3 separate regions of the Mus musculus genome follow, and regions 1 and 3 are each linked to region 2. The links are chromatin contacts, found by POLR2A ChIA-PET in ENCODE. All regions are on one chromosome and are shown on one strand. The core of a region is the stretch at or near the end of the contact, and the rest is flanking DNA. Distances in the headings are between cores, read along the strand shown. Region 1 holds the start of H2ac18 (H2A clustered histone 18). Region 2 holds the start of Car14 (carbonic anhydrase 14). Region 3 holds the start of H3c13 (H3 clustered histone 13).

Region 1 (4,880 bases), core at 788-3,287, 340 kb after region 2:
TGACTGTTCACAACCTTTCCACCATCTCACCCCACAAATGCATTCCCCCCATTCCAAGGTATTGTCATATATATATATGTCATTATCAACTTAGTTCCAAGGTTTATTCCTTCACCTAGTAGGGTAACAAAATCAGTACTGTCAACCAACATAGCTTTCACTTCAGCCTGTCCACAAAGCCTGAAGTTGTAAACCAATGCCAGTGTCCTCATGATATGCAACAAAATGAACAAGTAGCCAAAGGTTTGAGGGTAAAGGATTGGGCTGTAGACACCCTAAGGCAAGGCTCAACCACGTGTCTAAAAGAAAAATCAGAGATTTAGTCAAGAAGCTATATTGAGAAGAATATAGGCCCAGCAAACCCCACCCCCCGAAAATCTGTCTATCTACAGATATTGACATGAATGAGCTTGAAGCCTTAAGTAGAGGAGGAACCTGGGCAGGCAAGATGTTAGCAAAATTAAGGAATCCTAGGAGGCAGATGCATGGTTCTCTGGTCAGTGCTACGGTTTGAACCTGCAAGATTCGGGAAGATATCACTCTGACTCTCACTTGTACTCTAGGGAGTGGCCCTGACCTCGTGGGTAACGGCCCTCATTTGCTATGATGCAAGTGAAAGGTAAAACAGTAACTTCACTCTGCCTTTAGCCAAAGGAGACAGACATCAAGCGAAGACAGAGACACCACACTTACAGTCAGCTTTCAGCTAACCTATTTATGTTTTTCAGAAGAGCCTGCTTCTTTAGGGACAATGTTCCCGAAGCAGCTCAGTGTGGAGCCAAACCACTTCCATACCCTTGGGTAGATACTTGTTTAGGACGTTCCCTGGGAGTTAATTATACAAGAGTCTGGCTCAAGTGTATCTCTTTCTGTTTTTAGAAGCATGTGGTAACTTGGAGCAGAAATACCCAAGGTAGCCTGGGACCCAATCTGCAGGGATGAGAGAAGAGCATTGACACTATGGGAATAGCAATGTGACAGGGCCAAAGGAGAGGCAGAGCTGACTGAAGAGCAGCAAAGGCAGGTGGGAGACACTCAGGGAAACAGGGGGTGGGGGGAGTGAAACTAAGGCAAACAGAAAACAAGCAACAATGTCTGTGTGGCTAAACAATTCTGATTGAATTTCTGGTGTGGTGCTTAAGACCTCGTATATAACTAGGAAAGTACTGTGCCATTGACCTACATCCCAGAATATGCCAAACTACAATGAAATAACATACAAAGTGCCATTAAGACTTCAATCTTTAACAAGCTGTACGTAAATCCCTCTTAAATCTTGTGACCTGAAACAGGAAATTTAGTCACCGTATGTAAACTGAAAACTGCACTAAAAAATAACAAGATCCAAGTTAAGCAATTTCTGACCCAAAAGACAAGTTACTTCACAGACGCCTCCGATGCTGATACTTTAATAAATGGACTGCCTAATGCTTTCCTACATTCTGACAATATATTAACACTAATTTTATGTAACTCCCCTGCAAAGTCGAAAGATACCCCTACACTTAATACTCCTCATTCAAGGGCACATGTAACTTGAGTAGAAATGATTTCTAATGTCAATGGGAGGTAGAAGAGAAAAAAACAAAAAAACAAAAAACCCAGGAAGCAGCAGAGACACCGTGGGTGGTTTCATACAGGAAACAGGGTAAGGCTGCCTGGCTCTGCCGGGACGACTCGCCAGTTTGGGCACAAAGATGGAGCTGAGGAAAGAACTCACAGCCTGTGCCAGTCACCTACACCTGGTACACCATGCCCTGTGGCCAAGTTTACGCGTGCTACCGGCTCTATTCCTGTTAGCTTCCTCAGCAGGAGAAACAGCGAGCAGGCCCAGCCGCCCGGCGACCCGCGGAGTGTCGCAACGACGGCCGCACGCAAATGAAGCCACCGAGCACGCGCGTCGTGATTCGCGCGTTCCAGGGCGGCGCCGGGGCGAGGGAGCCGGTCTTATGTAAATGAGAGGCTTCTGTCCGCGCGCTCCTATTGGCCACGGCGTCAGGACGCGTGTGAGCCAATGAGAGCGTCGGGCGGACAATCGGGTCTGCGTCTATAAAAGAGTGAGGCGTCGGCGCCGGAGTACCGTTTCCTGGTTGTGGCCGTTCGTCTGTTTGCGCTTTCGTGATGTCCGGTCGTGGCAAGCAAGGAGGCAAGGCCCGCGCCAAGGCCAAGTCGCGGTCTTCCCGGGCCGGGCTACAGTTCCCGGTGGGGCGTGTGCACCGGCTGCTGCGCAAGGGCAACTACGCGGAGCGTGTGGGTGCCGGCGCGCCGGTATACATGGCGGCGGTGCTGGAGTACCTAACGGCCGAGATCCTGGAGCTGGCGGGCAACGCGGCCCGCGACAACAAGAAGACGCGCATCATCCCGCGCCACCTGCAGCTGGCCATCCGCAACGACGAGGAGCTCAACAAGCTGCTGGGCAAAGTGACGATCGCGCAGGGCGGCGTCCTGCCCAACATCCAGGCCGTGCTGCTGCCCAAGAAGACGGAGAGCCACCATAAGGCGAAGGGCAAGTGAGGCCACTGCTCGCGTCGGCCCGCGTCTCTGTGATATAACCCCCGCGAGCTCCTAAAAAGGCTCTTTTCAGAGCCACCCACTGAATCAGATAAAGAGTTGTGTCACGGTAGCCGGTCTTGGTGGCCTTTCCTGGCCCTGCCCCAAAAGTAAGAGTGTCGTGTCCTCTGCTTCCTTGCCCATCCTGCCCGTGGTTCCCCCTGGTAGTTTGTTGTCGCTCTTTGGTTCATGCCCTGCCTCGGCGGAGCGGATACGCGGTTCTCGCTGACCGTCCCAAGCATTTAGCCCCTATCTGCCCACACCCTTGTCCTACACAACACTGTCCCTCACTCAGCGTCCACCCGCCTGACCCTTCCCAGGACTAAGACTCAACTAGGACGTCTAGGCCAATCTAGACATAAGTCGCAGTCAGCCGCGCTCTCGTCCGGTCCTTGGGGAATGTCTAGGAGGAGGAGGTGTCCCGCGAGGACTGGACGCGGCCGGCTCTAGGGATCATGGGGGACTGGGGCTGGGACTGTGGCTGTGGCTGGGCGGTGCTGCACAAACACTAGATTAGTTCTGCCCTGGGACTTTGGGCGGCGGGCGGGGGCGCGCGAGCTCCTCTTGGGCAGAGCCGGGACCCGCCCTCTACGGGCAGCTGCCAGACGTGGCTCCACCCTCGCAGAACGTTGGCAAGTGGACCGGGCGCGGGGCTGGACGTGGGGGGCGGGGGGGGGCGGGTCAGGTGGCGTGGCGGGCCCGAGCCAATGGGCGAGGTCGGGGCCGGTGACGCCACGGCCAATGGCGCGGCAGCGCGGGAGTTTCAAGTCGCTGTCTCCGCCCCGCCGCGGGGAAGACTGCGCCTATAAAGGCGGCCGGCTCGGGCCGGTATCAGGTCCCCGAGTGCTCCTCGTTTGGGTGTCTTCCGTCTTCGCCATGGCCCGTACGAAGCAGACTGCCCGCAAGTCCACCGGCGGCAAGGCCCCGCGCAAGCAGCTGGCCACCAAGGCCGCCCGCAAGAGCGCCCCGGCCACGGGCGGCGTGAAGAAGCCGCACCGCTACCGGCCCGGCACCGTGGCGCTGCGGGAGATCCGGCGCTACCAGAAGTCGACCGAGCTGCTGATCCGCAAGCTGCCGTTCCAGCGCCTGGTGCGCGAGATCGCGCAGGACTTCAAGACGGACCTGCGCTTCCAGAGCTCGGCCGTCATGGCGCTGCAGGAGGCGAGCGAGGCCTACCTGGTGGGGCTGTTCGAGGACACCAACCTGTGCGCCATCCACGCCAAACGCGTCACCATCATGCCCAAGGACATCCAGTTGGCCCGCCGCATCCGTGGGGAGCGCGCTTAAGCGCCCTGTCTCCCATCCATTCCCCACAAAGGCTCTTTTCAGAGCCACCACAGCTTCCCGGAAAGAGCTATTCAGCTTTTTGTCTTAAATTGCCTTTGCATTCTTCTAGGTTTCTGCAGTGGCTGGTGCTTACTGTCCACCGAGCCTCTTTTAATAGTTGCCTATAGTCGCTTAAGAATGTGCTAATTTCGGGGGCAATTGCGAGCGCAGTGACTAAAATATCTTATCCAGGTGCTCAACCTCTGCATTCCTCTTCTAACATCAGTCTTAATTCGTTTTTCTTTTATCTTTTTCGTTCCCTTCTAATGTAATTTGACATGATAGAGCTTTTTCTTTTTTTAAAATGAGCACCTGGCTCATTGAAGCCAAGTGTCAGGCCTTGCAAGGCTACTTATATTGCCCTTTACAAATTAGTATACTTTATTGCTAACATGCGTTGCTTTTCTATGTTTTTGGAGTAGATGTTTACAGCCACCTTCCAATGTTTTGATAGTTTACTTGGGAGATCCTCGTGTTCATTACATTACAGGTTTTAAGTTTTAGCATTGAGTATCTTATCTGCCTGCTATCAGGTGAGTTACTCCATTCAAATTTAATTACTATGATGATGGTATGTAAGTCGTGTGTGTGTGTTAGAGGTACCACATAGTAAAAGGCTGACCTACAAACAACGTTCCTTTGGTTCCATTCTAATTGTCCTAATTTCAGATTATCCACTTTACTGATAGATAACTTTCCTTTCCCCCCTCTCATCTATTAGAAGTTCCTTGTCCTTTGCTCAAAACTCACAAATCACCAAATACTTTACAAATGCTTTTGAGTTGTATAACACTATTCTTCTGTCCAGACTCTTTCTTGCCTTAGTTAACACCCTCAACAACCCTGGTCTAAGATTACATGTTTAGCAAGGTTTCTCACTGTCACTAAGTAACAATCTAGAAGGAGAATCTTGAAAATCCATTTAAATTTTAAAAAATTTAGATTTATATGTATGAATGCATTTTGCACATATGTATATATGTATGTATCATATGGCTACCTGG
Region 2 (4,585 bases), core at 1,437-3,936:
AGTGGGTGAAGCTCAGGAAAAGCTCTTTCCCTCCCCCAGGACAAGTCTTCATGCCAGGTGCGGAGGTCCTGGGGTGAAAGGAGTGCCAATCCATGTGCAGTTCCAATCTCACCTTCATATGTCCAGTGGTGACCTGTAAGAGAGGGATTTGGGCTGTGGCCAGTGCAGCCTGGAGCAATGTCCTGGCCTCTGCTCTCCCTCCGGCCGCCAGCGCCTCCTCCTTTTCTGCTCTCTCTTACCCACCTCCACTCCAGAGCTTCCCAAGTGAAGTATTGAAACTGGATACCTTTGTGAAAAGGTCGGGGGTCCTATTTAAAATAACTAGCCAGGCTGCAGTTGTGATTAAAGAGTAAAGAGGGAGGAGCAAGGAAAAGAGATAAAGCCAGGAGACTAAAATTAACCTGGATCCAAATGTGCAGGCAGCCCAGCCCTTACTTTTTCCCATCTGGAGCCAAGTCAGTGTAACACTTAGAAGGTTGGGGTGGGGTAAGGCAAGGGTGTGAGCAGAGGGCTTGGAAGCATAGAATAGAAGGAGGAGGAAGAGGAGGAGGAGGAGGAGGAGGAGGAGGAGGAGGGAAAGTCTCAGTGAATCCTGCTGAAGCCAGGAGGGCTTAGTCCTTAGCCTTGGTGTACTGCCGCTAGGACGAGGGCCCAGCACCTTCAGCAGGAGTTTTAGTTCTTTCTGCTCTCACTAGCTGTGGTCACTCGAATCATGAACATCTGCTCTTTCAGGCTCAAATGGCTCAAGAAAAGCAGGAGTCGGGGTAGGGCCTAGTCTATGTTGAGGGTGGTGGGTGGGCACAGGCAGCCAGGCTGGCAAAGACAGGATGAAAGTGTAGCATTGTGTGTAGAGAGGAGAGTTGCCAGCCGGGTCACATGCCAGGATCTCATGCAGTTCTATCTCTGGCCAAAACGCTAGGGGTCTGAGAGTCACCCCCCCCCCCCCCCCACGGCTAACCTGCTTCAAGGAGAAAAGGAAGTCTTCTTGGAGATTGGCTTGTTCTATTTAACTCTAGAAACTGGGGGGAAATACCCTGTTCCTTTTCCTCTTCATTAGTCTTTTAATTATTTTGTTTGAGACATGATTTTACTCTGTAGTCCATACTGGCCCTGTATTCACAGTGTGCTTCAGGCTGACCTCAAACTTGTGGCAGTCCTGTCTCAGCCTCCTGAGAGCTGGGATTGCAAGCGTGTGGTCCAATGCCCATCTTGCTTGTTATTCCTTTAACTGCTCACACCGCTCCATTCCTCAGCGGGGGCAACTCTGCGAGTAGCTCCCCCCCACCCCTCCTTCACTATCTCTTTAGGATACTCCAACAACTAGAGTTCTCTGGCTGTTGTGAAGGTGCCCTGCCCTTCCTGTGAAATGCTCTGAGCTGATTCTAATGCCTCTTTTTTCCTCTTTCCAAATTGTTTCTTCTCAGAAGAGATTTGTGACTCCTCATTTTCTTTTGGATCCCTTGGTCCCATCTTCCTCTCGCTTTCTAGATAATCCCCCCCCCCACCTCGTCCTTCCAATAAACTTTAATCCCTCACCTACTATGTGCTGGATACAGAATGGGGCCTGAGAAGCACAAAAACAGGGTGTAGAAACCAGGCATGGGGAGGCAGAGCCAAGCAGGTCTAACCTCAGCTACAGAGTGAGTTTGAGATAGGTCTGGCCACGTGAAACCTTGTCTCAAAAAAAAAAGTAAATAAAAATAAGCAATAACAACAAAAAAAGTTGTGGGAATCCTTCAGGCGTTCCAGAAACAACTTAGCTTGTTTTCTCCAACGTCTCCCCACCTCTCTCCTAATCCTGAAAGCCCTTTGTACACTATAAAGAGCTGAGCAAACGTTTAGTCGTGTTCCTTTCAGGGAAATGGACCAGCTGCCCCTGCCCCTTGGCAGGTAATGGAGTTATCCTTTGATCAGCAGAGGGTCGGGGTCTGAGTCGGGCAGGACTGCAGCACGTGTCCCTTCTCACCCCTGCTCTCCCTAACCAGCAGAGTGCGTAAACAAAGACGGGCAGGAGGGCTGCCCGGGACTAGGGCAGTGGGGAAAGAGTGGACTGGAGAACTGTAGCTGGCCGAGTGTCCTACACTCCTGAGCATTCACACACTGGCCTCTGGCTAGCTCTCCCTGTCGCAGAGATAGCAGTAATCGCTGGGTTAGAGAGGAAAAGGAAAAGAATGGAAGGATCTCCTCCATAGTCTTTCTCCCACCCCATGCCTCCCCCCCCTACCCCCCAGCCCCTAGGCTTCCCTTTCTGAAACCTCTCCTCCCCCACATAAGTACACATGGCTACGGGTGGACATTAGCACAGACCCAGTTGTACCTACCCCCATCTGCAGCCAGGATCCAAGTCACCTTTAACAGGAGAGCGAAGAACAACATATTATCCCCACAATGGGGTACAAGGGACCAGGAATTTGGGGTTTAGAAGAGAGAGGTGGAGAGGGAGGGAGAGAGAGGAGTTTCTGGCGTTCTATCTCTTTTCTTCTTGTCTCTGTCTCTGCAGACTTCCAGGGACTTGATTTTCCACAGGTTAACACGAACTTCTGGATCCCAGGATAAATTTCTTCCTCTCTCACTTTCTCTCTCTTCCTCTCTCTGCCCTCTCCGTATGTCCCTTCGTAATCTCCACACCACTTACTGGCCAGCAACTTCACAGTTGCCTCCCGCTTTTAAGGTGGCTCGAAACCGGTGTACGTGAGGAGGGGGGTGGTGCCTGGGCTGCAGCCGAGCAGCTCCTTAAATAGCGGATTAGGCATGCAGGATGGCCCAGCAGAGCCCAGCGCCCTGGCCTTGGCTCAGGACCCTGGAGTGAGCTCTTCCTTTGCTATTTACACTGCCGCTCGTACGGGTGTCCCCTGGAACTCTCGGTCAGGGAAGGGGGGTTTCGCACCTCTCCCTCCCAGGACACCGTGTTCTCATTCCCCTGCCTGAGGAGCACATCCCTGGGTGGTATGGGACTGCTGGTGGGGAACCTGTTTCTGAAACCAAGAGAAGTTGAGCTGGTTGGAACCAGAAAGAATTCAGATTCGGGAGATAGGAGAACAGAAGTTGGAGGCTCAGGGAGCAGGTGGGGAGTGGAAAGTCAAACTTTAAAATCTGGATTGTGGAGAGCAAGAAGTGGGGCGAGGAGAATATTTGTCTTCTGCCTCGTCTTTCTCTGGCGCCTGTCACCACCCCCTTCCCTTGGTGAGGCTTAGGTCCACGTGCCTGTGTAGCCTGGGGTGGGGGTGCGGTTTTGTTTGCCGGATAAAGCCCATTTGTGTGCACAGCGGGGGAGGGGTTGTCGCAGCACCAGGGAGAGACAGCATTCTAACTACCAGATCCAGCCACCTCCCTCCCCAGGGAGCCCAGATCTAGGGCGCCTTTTGTCACTGAAGAGGACACTGACCCCTAGCAGAGAGGCCGGGCAGGAGGAGTGATGGGTGACTGTAGAAACAATTACTGTCACCATGAGAAAAAGGCGGACTCCAAAGAAAGAGAGGGGAGGGGCCATAGAAAGGCCATGTGACCAGGTGGGTGAGGGGTCCAGGGGCTTCCCGCCCACCCAACAAAGGGTCCAGGCAGGTCCTGTGGGATCAAGTGAAACTTGCTGTGGTGGAACTGAGTTTGCTAGTGGAGCATGGAGGCTGCGTGGCGTCTCAGGAATGTGGCTGGTGTGCGCTCCCCCACGGGACTAGAAATCCCGATCGGAATGTACATCCTAAGTCCCTCATTAGTGAGTGTGAAGACCACAGATAATTTCAAGCTAGATGGTGAAATCTCTCCTCCATAACCTCTGTGAGGTCTTTCTGCCCTCCTTACTCCTATCAAGTAGCAATAAATAGCCAAAACAAAGGAGCAGAAGCCAAACAAGGGCACGGGATAAAAGCCAAATGAACAGAATAATGCATGTGCCAGGTCATCACTCCTGCGGAGACAGGAGCTCAGAGTGCTTTTCTGTCCCACGACTGAGCTTCAGAGTAAGGACTTTTTAAAAATATATATATATATTTAAAATACACACACACACACACACACACACACACACACACACACACAACGTTTTATCGCTTTGCGAATACTTCATCCCCTAAAAAAAAGTTTCCGTCTTAAAGTTCTTCCAAAGCCTCATCCAGTCCCATCTAGGAAGAATAAAAGATGTGAATACAAGTTAAGATTTCTTTGGTGTCCGGAAAGTTAAGAGGGGGGTGGGGTGGGGGTGAAAGGAGAATTGACACATATTTCACAAGGTAGGAAAGAGGAGGTTTGGATAGAATAACCCCTATCAGGACAGAGCTCCCCTGCAGCATCTACGACCGACTTTCAGCCTCCCAGGAAGTGCGTCTCGCCTGGCGCCACCTCTTGGCTTCTCTACGAATTTTTAAAACTTGGGATTCCTTCTGGACAGCAGTTGGTGCTGAGAGTTTGGGGACTTTGCCTACACTTTTGAATACTGCTTCAAAAAATAAAAAATAAAAAATAAAAAATACTGCTTCAAAGGAGTCTTAGCCCTGGTGCTGGAGAGATGGCTCAGTGGTTAATAGCTCTCGCTGCTTTTCCAGAGGAATGGGTTCGATTTTCAGCACCCACCTGGCAGCTCTCAACTGTC
Region 3 (5,113 bases), core at 1,244-3,743, 360 kb after region 2:
GGACATTTCTGAGAAATAACTGCAGAGAAGCAGTTTCTTCTGTATCATAACCCCTGTTCTGGTCAAAGTTTCGATCCAGAATTTCCCATGAATATCACTCTAGTGTCGGGTAGACACCAAGCACAGCTGAGCGACATGACTGGGTTGTCGACGAAGGCAATGTGCAGCAGAAGGAATACAGATTAAATTTGCCTGGGCAGCGAGGATTATCTTTTTTTGGAAGAGACACTGATAACCTTCAAAGTTTACTTCTTGATTTCTAGTTTCGTGCCATAGAATTCACATCTACAATAGCATCCTCATTTCTGAAGAGTATAAACCTCTTACAGGTATAATTGTAGAAGCTAGACAAGAGGAAGACTCTTGACTTTCTTACTGTCTGTTAAAATAAACCCTACAACTCCTGGACTCTGTGTCTGAATACAGCCGCTTTCTCTTCCTCTTAGAGGAAGTGGTCCAAGATCCCCAGCCAATGGCTAAATATACAGACAATGCTGTACATTACATAAACATATACAGCACTGTATGTTTCCTTTAGTATATGTGTAAATGTGTATGGTAAATTTTAACTTATGAATTTGGCTCAATAAATAGGTCAAAACTATAGTAAAGTAGACAATAATAATCACCTTTAGTGAAATTTGTTTGCACTTTGGAGCCCTTATTGCATAAGATCAAGGTTACCTGAACATAAGCCTTGGCAGGTGTTTTGAATGGAGGCTGCTACTAAGTAAATAAGTCATGGGTAGCAAGGATACGCTGGGCAAGGGGATGATTTATGTCCGGGGTGAGAGGCCATGAGAGGATAGACTTACAATGTAAAATAAGACTCCTGACTTCTTTTCTGGAATTTTTCACTTATTATTACCTAAACACTGATGAGGACAGAAATAAAAATCTCAGACGGGGGAAGTAGAGTCTGAAGTTTGAGAATCTCTTTCTGATTTAAATAAACACCACATGCTTTGTGCTCCAGTACATACATTACAAAGAAAATCTTACCAGGAAACACGATACCTGGTGTGGGCACCATCCAGCCCCACAGGGCAGGTCCCCTTCTAATGGGAAAGGTCAGCAGCGTTTGAGAAGCCCTGAATGGTTTGATTGTACGATATGAAGATGTTTCTGTGTTTCAAGGCTTTACCTACTGATCCACTTTTATAGGAAGCATTGCCGGCTGTTAAGAAATGACCACAGGAAGGTAACAGCTCCCATCAGTGATACTTTTGTGCCATATTTTGGAGGTTACTTCTGCTCCTGAAGGATTCTTAAATTAATTAAACTGCCAAACTGCTACCTGTGTTTAGTATTTTGGAATCTCCTTAAAATCAATTTCATTTTACTTGAATTTCAGCGAAAAGATAATACATTTTTGTCAGCTCTAGGAAAGTTTTAAATATCTTGGGCCTATTTTTACTTTTGGGTTTGAATTTTAAGAAGGTTGGTATACAATGCTTTTTTACCAAAAAATCAGGCATGCTATTAAAAGCTTTACTTTGAACCAGGCCATAGTAGCACACACCTTTAATCTCAGCACTCAGGAGGCAGAAACAGGCCAGCCTGGTCTACAGATGGGAGTTTCAGGAACCCAAGGCTACATACAGAAATCCTGTGGTGGCCCACGCCTTTAATCCCAGCACTTGGGAAGCAGAGGCAGGTGGATTTCTGAGTTCGAGGCCGGCCTGGTCTACAGAGTGAGGTCCAAGACAGTCAGGGCTACACAGAGAAACCCTGTCTCGAAAAGAAAAGGAAAAAGAATCAAATAAATAAGTGCTCATTTGCTTTGAAAGTTATTTTGACTTGTCATCTAGATGACAGGTTTAACTATTTAGTAGCTGTTCTCCACTGGAAAGGCGGTATTAATACTTCTAGTCTTATCCTTCTGTTATATAAACATTTCATCTGCAGGACTTAATTGGCCGTTAGTGTAGAAGGGAGGTGGAAGGAACGCACTCTAGACAGAAGGAAAGGCGGGAGCGCCATACATAACGATAGTCAGTGTGCAGTAAATGTAAGACCGGCTTTGGTAGGGTTTCGAAATAGGTAAAACTTAAGTTTGCATTTGGTTCCTTTCACTATACATCGTTTTGTCATCTTTCGGCCGTGGTACAATGCGTTCAAATCACTGGGCACAAAGCCTGAAGTTAAATAAATGCTAACTGTCAGAGAAGAGCTACAGTATCTGGTGACTCGCTACAAAGTGAATCGCAGAACATGAAAAGGGCAAGTTTGTTTCCAAAGAAACCTGTTAGAAGAGCACACTGCGTGAGAAACACTTTAAACACTGCATTTAGGAAAGTTACATCAACTGAAAAGCACTATCTTTTTAAAACCCTCTGCGGTTCATAAATACAGGAAGGAAAAGTATCAGGAGAGAAGGAATAGTGTAACCATCTTGAAACTCAGCAAATAGGATCGAATTCTACCCAATCAGACTGCAAGTCCAGAAACTCCTGCTTTCTGGGCCCAATCAAGACGAAGATAAGTCTATAAGTATGGCCACTTGGCGTCTGCAAGCCGAAGTCGCAAAAATATGGCCCGTACGAAGCAGACCGCCCGCAAGTCCACCGGCGGCAAGGCCCCGCGCAAGCAGCTGGCCACCAAGGCCGCCCGCAAGAGCGCCCCGGCCACGGGCGGCGTGAAGAAGCCGCACCGCTACCGGCCCGGCACCGTGGCGCTGCGGGAGATCCGGCGCTACCAGAAGTCGACCGAGCTGCTGATCCGCAAGCTGCCGTTCCAGCGCCTGGTGCGCGAGATCGCGCAGGACTTCAAGACGGACCTGCGCTTCCAGAGCTCGGCCGTCATGGCGCTGCAGGAGGCGAGCGAGGCCTACCTGGTGGGGCTGTTCGAGGACACCAACCTGTGCGCCATCCACGCCAAACGCGTCACCATCATGCCCAAGGACATCCAGTTGGCCCGCCGCATCCGTGGGGAGCGCGCTTAAGCGCCCTGTTTCCCTTCCATCCCCCACAAAGGCTCTTTTCAGAGCCACCTACGTTGTCGATGAAAGTAGCTGTGTCAGCTTTGCAAATTGATTTTCAGTGTTTCAAATACGCCCTCAAGTGTGTCAGGCCTAACAGTTACCAGTAATCACATTCCTTATCCCAGGTTTATTCCATTTAGAGCTGGTCTTGAGCTCACTACTCAAATATGGGCCAGTCCAAAAAAGGAGTTCTAATTAGGGTCTCAGAACTGTGAACCTGAAAAATAGCCCCAAAATTCCAAGCGTGATACCTAAGAGCGATAGTTAACTTATTTCAACCTGGTGTTTTAAGGATCTGTAAGCGAAGGGAACATAAAGAACAGCTGAGGCAAAACTGCCGCTCTCAATAACAGGCTAGCATGAAATGGAAGGCTGCGATTGGCTAGAAAGAATTTCCTCTAAGCACCACCAAGGCTCGCAACCAGAATCGGTTTGAGTAGGCTCCGCCTCCTTGACGCTGACTCTGCTGTAAATCAACCAATAAAAATGGAATACCGTGTGAAACCTCATTTGCATACAAGCTCTATAAGTACCGCATAGCAAGCCGCGCTGAAACAGTTCGTAGTTGCCCGGTCTACCTTACGTTGCATCTTTAGACGCGGAGGAAAATGCCGGATCCAGCGAAGTCTGCTCCTGCCCCAAAGAAGGGCTCTAAGAAAGCTGTCACGAAAGTGCAGAAGAAAGATGGCAAGAAGCGCAAGCGCAGCCGCAAGGAGAGCTATTCTGTTTACGTGTACAAGGTCCTGAAGCAAGTGCACCCCGACACGGGCATCTCATCTAAGGCTATGGGAATCATGAATTCCTTCGTGAACGATATCTTCGAGCGCATCGCAGGTGAGGCTTCCCGTCTGGCGCATTACAACAAGCGCTCGACCATCACTTCCCGGGAGATCCAGACAGCCGTGCGTCTGCTGCTGCCGGGAGAGTTGGCTAAACACGCTGTGTCGGAAGGCACCAAGGCCGTCACCAAGTACACCAGCTCCAAGTGAAGTGCAGCAGAGACGTGATTGATCGGCTTTACCCAAAAGGCTCTTTTCAGAGCCACTTTAGTTCTCAAAAAAAGACTGTAAGCACTAAGGGTCTGATCTAGCAGGTAAGGTTAAGCCATGATGAGTCTGTTACCCTGCAGCGCTCTGGTGCAACATCGAGCGTTTCAAAGTGTTGGGCGGTGTCTTGGCTTGCTCAGCCTGCTCTCTTATATAACCCAAGACTACCAGCCCAGAGATGGTCCCACCCACAAGGGGCCTTTCCCCCTTGATCACTAATTGAGAAAATGCCTTAGAGTTGAATCTCATGGAGGCATTTCCTCAACTGAAGCTCCTTTCTCTGTGATAACCCCAGCTGTGTCAAGTTGACACAAAACTAGCCAGTACAATTGACCCCTTGTCAACTTGACACACAAACACATCACTAGTAAGCCTCAACCCTTACATTCTTATTCATCCCCAAGGTCTAAATAACTTTAAAAGTCCCACAGTCTTTACATATTCTTAAAATTTCAATCTCTTTAAAATATCCATCTCTTTTAAAATCCGAAGTCTTTTTACAATTAAAAGTCTCTTAACTGTGGGCTCCACTAAAACAGTTTCTTCCTTCAAGAGGGAAACTATCAGGGCACAGTCACAATCAAAAGCAAAAGTCAATCTCCAACCGTCCAATGTCTGGGATCCAACTTACGATCTTCTGGGCTCCTCCAAGGCCTTGGGTCACTTCTCCAGCCATGCCCTTTGTAGCACACGCGTCATCCTCTAGGCTCCAGATGCCTGTACTCCACTGCTGCTGCTGCTGCTCTTGGTGGTCATCTCATGGTACTGGCATCTCCAAAACACGGCATGACCCCTTCAGTCCTGGGCCATCAATTGCAACTGAGGCTGCACTTTCACCAATGGCCTTCCATGGCCTCTCACAGTGCCAAGCCTCAGCTGCTCTGCTCAACTCCTTCATGCCTTCAAAACCAGTACCACCTGGGTGACCCTTACACATTACCAAGCCCAGCCACAGCACAAGGTACAACTTTGGCTATATCTGGAACAAAGCCACTGTGCTCTCAGAAAACACTTCCCAGAAGATGTCACCTCAATGATGCTGGTCTCTTCTTAATCACCGCTAATTTCTTAGCTCCAGCTAACC

The links. ChIA-PET counts read pairs that join two places held with the same protein, here RNA polymerase II (POLR2A).
Region 1: POLR2A ChIA-PET joins it to region 2 with 11 read pairs in Patski. The contact joins the promoter of H2ac18 here to the promoter of Car14 in region 2. POLR2A ChIA-PET finds 5 or more read pairs at or near these places in 2 of 5 experiments (Patski and embryonic stem cell).
Region 3: POLR2A ChIA-PET joins it to region 2 with 12 read pairs in Patski. The contact joins the promoter of H3c13 here to the promoter of Car14 in region 2. POLR2A ChIA-PET finds 5 or more read pairs at or near these places in 2 of 5 experiments (Patski and embryonic stem cell).

The regions. Positions count from the first base shown.
Region 1 is chr3:96,243,460-96,248,339 of GRCm38, forward strand. H2ac18 (H2A clustered histone 18) reads left to right here and starts at 2,038. Exons shown (of 1, transcript NM_013549.2): 1 at 2,038-2,593. The coding sequence starts at 2,122. The coding sequence ends at 2,514. H3c14 (H3 clustered histone 14) reads left to right here and starts at 3,226. Exons shown (of 1, transcript NM_178216.3): 1 at 3,226-3,889. The coding sequence starts at 3,427. The coding sequence ends at 3,837.
Region 2 is chr3:95,901,999-95,906,583 of GRCm38, forward strand. Car14 (carbonic anhydrase 14) reads right to left here and starts at 2,687. Exons shown (of 11, transcript NM_011797.3): 1 at 2,322-2,687; 2 at 113-133. The coding sequence starts at 2,376.
Region 3 is chr3:96,266,161-96,271,273 of GRCm38, forward strand. It overlaps H3c13 (H3 clustered histone 13), which reads left to right and starts at 2,494. Exons shown (of 1, transcript NM_178215.2): 1 at 2,494-2,995. The coding sequence starts at 2,534. The coding sequence ends at 2,944. H2bc18 (H2B clustered histone 18) reads left to right here and starts at 3,540. Exons shown (of 1, transcript NM_175666.3): 1 at 3,540-4,032. The coding sequence starts at 3,592. The coding sequence ends at 3,972.